Regions from separate parts of the Mus musculus genome. Here region 2 is linked to region 1. Evidence: chromatin loops called from intact Hi-C (ENCODE). Cell type or tissue: left cerebral cortex. All regions are shown on one strand.

Evidence for each region. Peaks named below come from ENCODE experiments on the same cell type or tissue, not always from the same donor. Only the 100,000 strongest peaks of a DNase experiment are listed, where the experiment ranks them.
Region 2: it touches region 1 in a loop (3.0-fold over the local background); 3 of 42 quality-filtered maps call a loop at or near these places.

What each region holds. Positions count from the first base shown.
Region 1 is chrX:12,837,677-12,842,676 of GRCm38, forward strand. No RefSeq gene overlaps it. Among named protein-coding and RNA genes, the nearest start is that of Gm14634, 78 kb to the left of the region's middle. In left cerebral cortex, a CTCF peak has its summit at 2,142 (motif pointing left); DNase peaks (open chromatin) are centred at 377, 2,170, 2,617 and 3,448; H3K4me3 peaks cover 1,102 bases; H3K27ac peaks cover 1,235 bases.
Region 2 is chrX:12,693,472-12,698,471 of GRCm38, forward strand. It overlaps Med14 (mediator complex subunit 14), which reads right to left. Exons shown (of 31, transcript NM_001048208.1): 22 at 2,682-2,819; 23 at 114-225. It overlaps Gm52422 (a long non-coding RNA gene), which reads left to right and starts at 3,612. Exons shown (of 2, transcript XR_003953047.1): 1 at 3,612-4,741. In left cerebral cortex, no CTCF peak of the experiment used is centred here; DNase peaks (open chromatin) are centred at 2,258 and 3,990.

The sequences.
Region 1 (5,000 bases):
CATCAAATGCATCAGGGAAAATCTCCAACACTGCTGAGAAAATGAGCTGCCGAAGACTGGCTTTTAATTGGGGACAAGAGAAGAAATCCAGCAGGGAGGGCCCTCTGGACGCTCACAGTCCAGTCTTTCCTGGAGGACTTTCCTGCTTTGTTCTTGTAAGGCTCCCCCCCCCACACACACACACACCCCCCAATTTACTGCTGGTCAATTGGAAAGGATAAGCCCAAATCTTTGATATAAACAGTGCTGATCTGGCCTTGAGCTTGTTAAACAAGTAAGTCTGTCAGGAGGGGGCCCTACTGGCTGGAGGAAAAAAAGCCCACCAGGCCTTTATTTTAAGCTGCCAGCAGGTCAGTGGGGTGAGGCAGAAGGCAGCCATCTTGGACGTTTGCCACATTTATTATGTAATCATGGTTCCTCTCCCTGGCTGCCTCAGACTGGCTAATTTCTAGTCCCTTAGAAGGTTTGCAGTCTTTCTTTGCAACCTGCCATAAACATTCTTCATTAGCTGTGTGAAGCTGAAGTAGAGAAGGGTTTCCTGCCTTTTTTTTTTCCCCAACTGGCTTCTTTTATGAGTTAATCTCCTCTTCCTCACTCCTTTCTCTTTTAGCAGGGTCTTACTATGTAGTCCTGGCTAGCTTTGAACTTACTAAGTAGAAGAGGCTGGCCTCAAAATAAGAGATGAGCCTGCTTCTGCCTCTGGAGCGCTAAGATTAACCTTTATGTTAATCTTGATGTAGTCTCCAGTTTGATCTCCTGCCACACTAATGAGATCAAAGTTCAAAACAAATACAAATGGTGTTATAAAGAATTTGTTAATAGATTTGCTTAGGAGACATGGAATTTAGCTAAGGGAGCACTGCCTCCAAAATACCGGAGGTATGTGAACCAGGCCTCTTAGGGTTTTGGCAGAGAAGTATCTTGGCAGGTCAGGGCTAAGGTAATGCAAAGATCACACCACAAAACAGATTCACACAAGAGTTTGATTTGAGCTGGGCAGTGGTGGTGCATGCCTTTAATCCCAGCACTTGGGAGGCAGAGGCAGGCAGGAGGATTTCTGAGTTCGAGGCCAGCCTGGTCTACAGAGTGAGTTCCAGGACAGCCAGAGCTACACAGAGAAACCCTGACTTGAAAAACAAACAAATTTAGGATACTAGGGTGTAAATTTTTTTTCCAGATATTAGACCCTATTCCCAACAAGGAGACACCTCTGATATACAACCAGTCATTAATCCCTGATTCTCATTCCCAAAGAATACCTCTAACAAGATGACCCACCTGGAACAATTATTCAAAGAAAGAAAGAAAGAAAGAAAGAAAGAAAGAAAGAAAGAAAGAAAGAAAGAAAGACCACTGGTGTACTTAAAAATAATTCTAGCAATATGCAGTATCTTTGCTGTGTGAACCTCTTCCCTGCCTAAGGGACCAAAGTTACAGTCTCCTGTCTGTGTTTAAATTGTTTAAAGTGTAACCTGGAGCTAGGACTCAAAAAAGATTTAAGGATGACAATGTTCATGGACTGTATAATCCTAAAGTTTATAGAAACCTTCTGATGGGGGTCAGTTCTTATTTGGGCATTAACCCCAATTGGCTAACCGCTACTAAAGAGCTTTCATTCACCTCTAGTTTGAGGACTGATTTCTCACTGAGAAAGCATATCGCTTCTCTAACACTAGGACATGCCCTTTCCAAGAAGCCTTCTGTGACTACCTAACCCAGTCTCCACTGCATGTGCCAGGTCAGCATGGTTCTAACAGAAACCTGATACTGTAACTGCCCTCTCTTTACACATTTGATTCCCTGAACCTCTCTGTGAGGAACCATCTCTTTGTACCTGCAGGGCCTGGCTCAGCGACTGGAACTGTGTGTGTGTGTGTGTGTGTGTGTGTGTGTGTGTGTGTGTTTTCGAGAGCGGACCCCCCCACCCCATGCCCACGGGGAGGTGTGGTATGCCAGGGGGTGGGGCAGTTCTTATCTCAAACTTATTGTACTTAGTAACCCTTAATTAGAAAGTTTGGGGAGGGCTGGAGACATGGTTCAGTGGTTAAGAATATTACTTCTCTTACAGAGGACTGGAGTTCCTTTCCCCAACAACTACCAGTAGCTCCAGCTTAAAGGAGATCTGATGCCCTCTTCTGGCCTCTGAGAGCACCTGCACTTGGCGTTTACAGACATAATTGAAAGTGATTTAAAAAAAAAAAAGTGCCTAAGTGAGCATGTGACCAAATGGAATTATTCTGCCAACGGGCTAGACTGGTGGTGGTCTTGCAGGCAGACCCCCCCCCCATAAAGCCCTTTACAACATTTTCATTTCGTGTTATGTTTGTGCAAGCATCCACATGCTATCCTCAGACAAACCGATTCACTTTCCCCACACGGCCTTATTTGCATTTAAAAGCGAAGGCTGCAAAGGAGAATTCCTTTTGCCAAAGAGGAATTTCAAGCATCTGTTGCAGACCAGAGAGAAGAAAAGAACGAAAAAATTTTAAAGGGCTAGAAGCTGATTTACGCAGAGCTACTACCAAATCATCCTACAGAAGCAGGGAATTTTATTTTAGTCCTAAATAGCAAAGACAGCCAGCCTGAGTTCTTGGACGAAGTCCCTAAGGGAGCTGGGATTTGGAATGACAATGCCTGCAAAAGCTGGGGCGTTTAAGGAGCTGCAGCCCTGTTCCTGCTCCAGCTGAGTCTCCACCCCTTCCCCCTCCGTGTGAGCAATGGGCAGCTGCCAGCAGCATCCTGGATCCAGTCCAAGCAGCTTGCTGTCGGCAGCACAGGCCTGCGGGGCCGCAGGGTCCTCCCACCCTTTGCTTTTGGATGGGCATTATTAGCTAGAAAAATGCTCCGCGTTTTTCTTGTTCGTGTGGTGTAACCTGCTCGCCGCAGACGCGCAACCTTTCTCCAGTAATTACCTCCCACGCTTGGGAAAAATCTCAATCTCTCCCCCCACCCCCTTTTTCATTACAGCAGCCAATTCAGCAAACTAGTTTGTATCACCAAGGACAAAGAGACAGCCTTAACGATTGTAATGACGCGTTTCTTTCTTCCCACCATTTCTCCAGTGAAAGGGGCACGATGACCTCCAGTCTCACGGTTTCTGAAATCAAATGCACGGACTGATCTCCTTAGTCCGGTCTGAGAATCTGGTACTAAATTGATGGGCAGCTAGTGACCATGGTCGGTTTCTTGGAATGGAGGAAAGGTGTGCCCCAGGAATATCCCACCATCACCACCACCGTACCACCACCCCGCCTAACCACCACCCATTTGTAGCCAGCCTGCTAGGCAGGAAAGAGGATATTGGAAAGAGACATTGTAGCAAACAGACTATTGAAACAACAGACACTCTTAACATTGTAATTTCCCTAGGAACCTCATACTCAGAAAAGGGAAGGCTGAGAGCTGAAATGGAGACCAGGTTCTGTCTTGTCAGGTGACCTTGCTGGAGAGACTGAAGCAGTGGAGGATGGGAGTGGAAGCATGACGACACAAGAACAGAGGACAGATTTCTTTGTCCCTTTTCCCAAGGTGGTCAAGTTGACTAAAACTCCTTTTTCTGACCCTGCCCCGCTTTGAGACAGGGTCTCTGTACGTAGCCCTGCCTTTCCTGGAACTGTGTAGACCAGTCTTACCTAGGCTCCATGAACAGGAGGAGGAGGAAGAAGAAGAAAAAGGAAAATTTATACTTTGATAGACTTCATGGAAGCTCCTTAGCAACTGCTTTGGGGAGGGAAAATACATCAGCTGATTAAAGGGCTCATTATTCCACCTGTCTCTCTAGCATAGATCCAGTGAACCCGACTTCCTGAGGGGTGGTCCTTGGCCAGAGCACTGGATTATATAATAAGCAGGCCAACTGGATTAATTCAAGGGACAATGCCATGTCTCTACCCAGAGAGAGATTCCATTCTCCTGACCAAGAATAGTTTTCCTTTAATAGGCTTCCAATGTCACTATAAGTCACAAGGGGGAAAGTCACCCAAAGTTGTCCTCTGACCTCCATATGTGTGTCCCCTCACATATAAACATGAACACACGTCATACACATACATACAATTATTATTATTATTATTATTATTATTGGTTTTTCTGAGACAGGGTTTCTCTGTGTAACTCTGGCTGTCCTGGAACTCACTCTGTAGACCAGGCTGGCCTTGAACTCAGAAATCCGCCTGCCTCTGCCTCCCAAGTGCTGGGATTAAAGGCGTGCAACACCATGCCCGGCTCATACAATTATTTTTTAAGCCTGGATGTGGCCATATACACTTGACTTCAGTGCTGGGGGTGGGGGTGGGGATGGGTGGAGGATTACCAGGGCTTGGAGGTTCTCAGCCCAAATCTAGGCTCATTGAGAGAATATGTCTCAAGGAAATATGGCACATAGTGATGGAGGGGAATACCCTGTGTCCTCCTCTTACCTCCACACTCACATACACACATGTACAAGTGCTTGCACGAGCACGCACGCACGTACACACACACTTTTTAAAAAAATATTTATTTATTTATTTATTTATTTATTTATTATATGTGTGTGCACTGTAGCTGTCTTCAGACACTCCAGAAGAGGGCATCAGATTTTTGTTACAGATGGTTGTGGGCCACCATGTAGTTGCTGGGATTTGAACTCAGGACCTTTGGGAGAGCAGTCAGTGCTCTTAACCGCTGAGCCATCTCACCAGCCCCCCCCCCACACACACACACTTTTTAAAAGGAAGAAAATAACATTTTCCAGTGTTACTTGGGTGTGAATGTGTGAGCTCTTGAACATGGTACTGGATGTAGTTTTAGGTGTCTGCATGATTTGGTCCTTTGTGTAAACTTATATATCCATCACAATAAAAATAAATTGTTTAAATATTATTAATAAAATAATTTTCGCCTACATCAAAGTAAAGATTATAGGTCTTTTTGTGGAGTGCTTTGTCTAACATTCACAAAGCTCTAGGTTTGATTCTTAGCCCTGAATAAGTCAGGTATGCTGTTACACACTGTTATCC
Region 2 (5,000 bases), 140 kb before region 1:
ATGTAGGCAAATAATGAGACAGAGAGCAGGTAAAAACCTGTGTGACACCTGAGGTCACCTAAGCAATGCTTCCTCTTGAGGTAGACAAGAACAGAGAATAACTCGTATCTTACCTGGAGACTGTGTGTGCATCATAGAGGGGGACTGATTAACTGTGCTGTGATAGGATGTAGGGGGTGAAGTAAGAGGGTAAGCGCCTGATGTCCCTGGCTGCTTTGGAAATGGCTGGTGGGAAAAAAAGAAAAGCAAAGTTAATGTTGGCATGCTGGTCAACCACAGAGAATATATGTGTAGTTTTTCCTCATTAGACCAACATAAGGCTTTGCTGCTCCACTGGTTGGCATATAGGAAACCATTTAGATACAGATCTATTCTAAATACACGTCGACCATGCAAACTAGGAAGTCTGGAAGAAGGAAGGCTTGCAACTGTTTGAAAACCAGCAAGCCCCTCATTTCTTACCTGCTTCAACATCACCAATTCTGTCCCCCCGTCCCCCATTTTCCTGCCAGTTTTATTTCTATCCTTGATGTTAACATCTGTAAAATCAGGGTGAATCTTTCAATACCCATTCCTTTAATTGCTGCCTCCATTTGCAGCAAATAAAAAGTGGTAAATGTAGCTGGAGATATAGCTTCCATGGTAGCACACTTCCTCCTGATCCATTTTCCAGTGATACAGTCACCCACACATGTGTGCAAGCATATTTTACATTTACCTTCCAAGTCTGTTTTTTTAAAGTTGAGGTATTAATCACATATAGCAAAATATAGAACAGTATTGTAATTACTTAAAAGCTTCATGTTGCTTCATTTTCTGACTCTGTGCATGCGCCTTCAACACTTCTTAAATGTACCATTTGATAAATGTTTAAAAACATTAAGCAGATGAGATGGCACATGCCTTTAATGCAGACTTTGGAAGACAGAGGCAGGCTGATCTCTGTGAGATTGAGGCCAGTCTGGCCTACAGAGGGAGTTCCCGGAACAGCCAAGACTAATAGTGATACTGTCTCAAAACACAATTTTTATTGGTGGTGGTAATTTTTTTTCCTGTTGTTGTTTTTTTACCCCCCAAGTATTCTGAGTGACACTGTCAGACATTTGATTTAAAAATAAAGAAACAAGAAAAACAAAACAGAAACAAAGAATCTAGGAGTTGTAACAGTGATGAATCTTCCTAACATCACTAGACCATGCTAAATTTTCCTTAATCTACCCACCTCTAATCCTTTAGCCTCTAACTATTCTCCCAGGTGGAAATCTCATATCAAGTATTAAAGTTATTGGTACATAGAACTCTTAGCAAAACCAGAATGTTTAATAAGCTACAGTGTGATTTTTCTGTGACCTATAAAATTCTTGGAAAGCAGCCAATGGATGATTTATTTAGGGAGAGGGGAATAACAGATTCTCTATTAATTGTCAGTATGACACTTGCTGTGGCTACTATCTAGCCCATCTCAATCACTGCTTTCCTAGAATATGTGACTTACTCTTTCCCAACATCAATTCAAGGAGAGATTTACAATGTAAAAAAAAACAAAACAAAAAGAAAACCCGCAAAATAAATAATAGCAGAGAAGAAGAAGAGGAGGAGGAGGAGGAGGAGGAGGGAGAGGAGGAAGAACAGCAGCAGCAGCAACAGCACTCCTCTGGCATTGCTGGGCAAGGTCCTCCTCCATTGTGATGGTCTACAATCTTCTCATCTAAGTCAACATCTGTCACAGCCCCACTCTGGGTACAGAGGTATTCATATTGGGTCTTACTGGGCTGCCCTGTATTTTTATGTCAGCAAGAAAACCAAATACAGGGAAGGAAAAAAGCTAAATACCTGCCAGGTGTAATATACAAACTCCTGCTGTTAAGAGTCTAGTACTCGATGAAAGACACAAGCACCAGCATATTGGACTTACTAAGCATAAGTAGCCAGGCCAGAAGCGAGGAAGCCCAAGGACTGTGCTATTTCACAAAAGATTACGAAGGAGGAGCGGTGAGTTACTTCAGAAAATTGCCTCTGAAGGATGCGCCTCAGAACCTTGGCAACAGGTTGTGCATTCACATACAACTAAAATCAACTGCTAAAGGCTCCAGCCAAAAGGTTCTTTGTACCCTGACACACAGAGTCTTTTCCATGCTAGTGAATCATAAGGCACTGGTTTAGGAGTCCAAGATCAATGAGTGACTACTTTCTATTTCAAGAGAGACAAAGTGAGAACAAATTGAGGCTGGCTTGCGGGCTGTTCAACTAGGCAAGGGAAGGAGTCAGCAAGAGTGCTCAAAGCTTTGGAGCTGTGATCGCATGACTTGGTGAAGCTGTGGATAGAAGAACCCTTGAAATTAGAACTGGCTGGCTTGGCAGAGACCTTAATGAACAACAGCAAATGTGTAACAGCTGCCTTTCAAAGACACAGTGAGGCTGCTGCACAAAAGGTTGCCCAGCATCCAGCAAGAGACTTTTTTTTCCCAATTAGAAATGAGTAGTAATAGAAAAAGCCTTGACCTCAAGTGCTCATTTCCTACCAATGGAGGTCTCCTTGTTGTCTCTGTTACAATTTTTTAATAGGGGTTTCCTGGGCTTCTTAGGTCTTCCAAAGACATTCTATCTTTTAACAAAGAAATGCTGACACCTATAGAAGCTGTTCCACAGATGGGACAGTAGACTTGCAGGCAGACATTTACCTGTTGCTGAGGTGGCTGGAGCTGTGATATTAAAGAGTCCATCATGTCACCTCCTATAGGAGAAGGAGGGTTATCATCCTCATTTACAGATCTTCTCCGAGCATCTTGATTGCTATCAACAAACATGTTCAGGAAAGTCTACAGGTATAAACACAAAATTTAATTACTTCAGCAAAATATTTTTTCCCCATGTAACCATTTGTTTAGGTATGTGTGTACTTGTGTGTGTGCATGTGTATGCATCTTCAATGGCGTATCTGGGGAGGCTAAAAAACATCTTGCAGGAATCAATTCTCTTATTCCATCAAGTGGGTTCTGTGGCCAAGACTTGGGTTGTCAGGCATGATGACAAATGCCTTTACCTGCTGAGACATCTTACAACCTAAGTAAAATATGTATGATCATTGAGAATATTGTAACACAACCATGCTATGCAGACAGTCTAATGAGATATTTGAGTTCTGGAGCAAGAGAGCAAATTGAGGTAACCTGTAAACAGTAAAAAGAGTCCAGTAAACTAAATACCCTGAGAGCTCTAAGCACGTGGCATTCTCTCACCCAGAAATGCAGGCCATATATACATGAGCATCAGCATAAAATTTCTCATTAGCAAAGGGCTTCTTTTTCCTTTGTTCTTTTTTGGGGGGGGCTAGGGGGATATTGAGGGAGGATTTCACTATGTAATCGTGGCTGACCTGTGACTCACTATATATTAAGACCAGACTGGCATTGACTACAGATATCTACCTTGATGTGCTACAATTATAGGCATATGGCCACAATGACAGGCACAAGGTCTCACACTTTAATCTAGAAAATATGATTTAAAAAGATGAATAGGAATTAAGTGCATTACCTTAGCATGGTGACACATGCCAATAACCACGGCATGTAGGAGGCAGGAATAAGAGAACTGTTGGATTAGAGCCTAGCCTGGACCAAAAAAAACAAGACCTTATTTAAAAAAAAAAAAAAGAGAGAGCGCTACACAAAGAAGATGGTTCAGCTGGTAAAGTGTTTCTACACAAGAAGAGGATTTCTGTTAAAAAGCTAGCTGTGGCACTGCACAGATGTAATCCCAGCACTGGGGAGGGGCAGAGAGAAGGGGTGTATGCTGGTTAACTACTCTTGTAAATCTGTGAACTCCAAGATCAGTAAACGACCTCATCTCAAAAAGTAAACTAAAGAATGAAAATAACTGATATCAACGTCTGGCTTAGACTTGCGCATGTGCGCGCGTGTGCGCGCACGCACGCATGCACACACACACACACACACACACACACACACACACAGGGATTCATTCCTACAATACAAACATGTACCCCATCACCACCCACCCACACGCTTGTACACACAAAGCTAACTTTTGGTGTTTTAGACTGCTTCATTTTAATCCTGAACCATCTGGAGTGAGAAAGCCTTTTCAAATAAGGTATGTTATCAAAAACGTAAGCAAGACTACTAGAGTTTATGTCTCAAGCGATGTCTTTCTGTGTATGGCTCTCTCAGGATGTGCAAGGATTCTATGTGCAGATACAGGTCAGTAGAGGACTGACTGCGTGACTGGGTCTTGTATTCTCCTCCTCCTCCTTCTTTTTTTTTTGGGGGGGGGGCGTGTCTGAAAGAACTTGAAGCTCTCCACTTAAGCTTGCTGGCCAGTAAATTGCAATAAACCACCTGTCTTCATTCAACAATGAAGGCATAGTCACACACAGCCATGCTTGGCTTGTTAGTTTATATATGGGTGCAAGGAATTTGACCTCAGATTTTCTTTCCTTCATAGCAAGTGCTCTTATCCATCGAGTCACCTTTGCAGTCTGATTCTCCACTTAATACCGCTTTCCCATCTTCAAATAGGCATGTCATTATTTCATCAAAATCATTAGAGGATTATTAAAAGAACATAGTCTTTTAAATTAGAGAAGAAGAAAAAAAAAAACAGCGATGTACCATGGAAGTTGCTGGAAGCTCCTAGAAGCTGCTAAAGCAGATGGCTGAACTACCCAATTAGAACACTCATATCCTAAGGAAGCCACCAGGAAAGCCAAGAAGCAAAGGTACTTCCATCCAGATTCTCAAGACACTTTGAGAGTAGCAGGGCCAGTTACCTTGGCAGTTAAGAGGTTTGGGTGCTCTTCCTGAGGGACACAAGTTCATTTCCAAGCACCAACATGACAGCTCACAAACATCTATGACTCTAGTTCCCAGGATGCAGACACATAAATGGTACACAGACATATATGTAGACCAAATTGTTAAGTCTGCTAATTGAATTACTCTATATTTTGATGACTTTGGGTTGCTATTTTGAGAGAG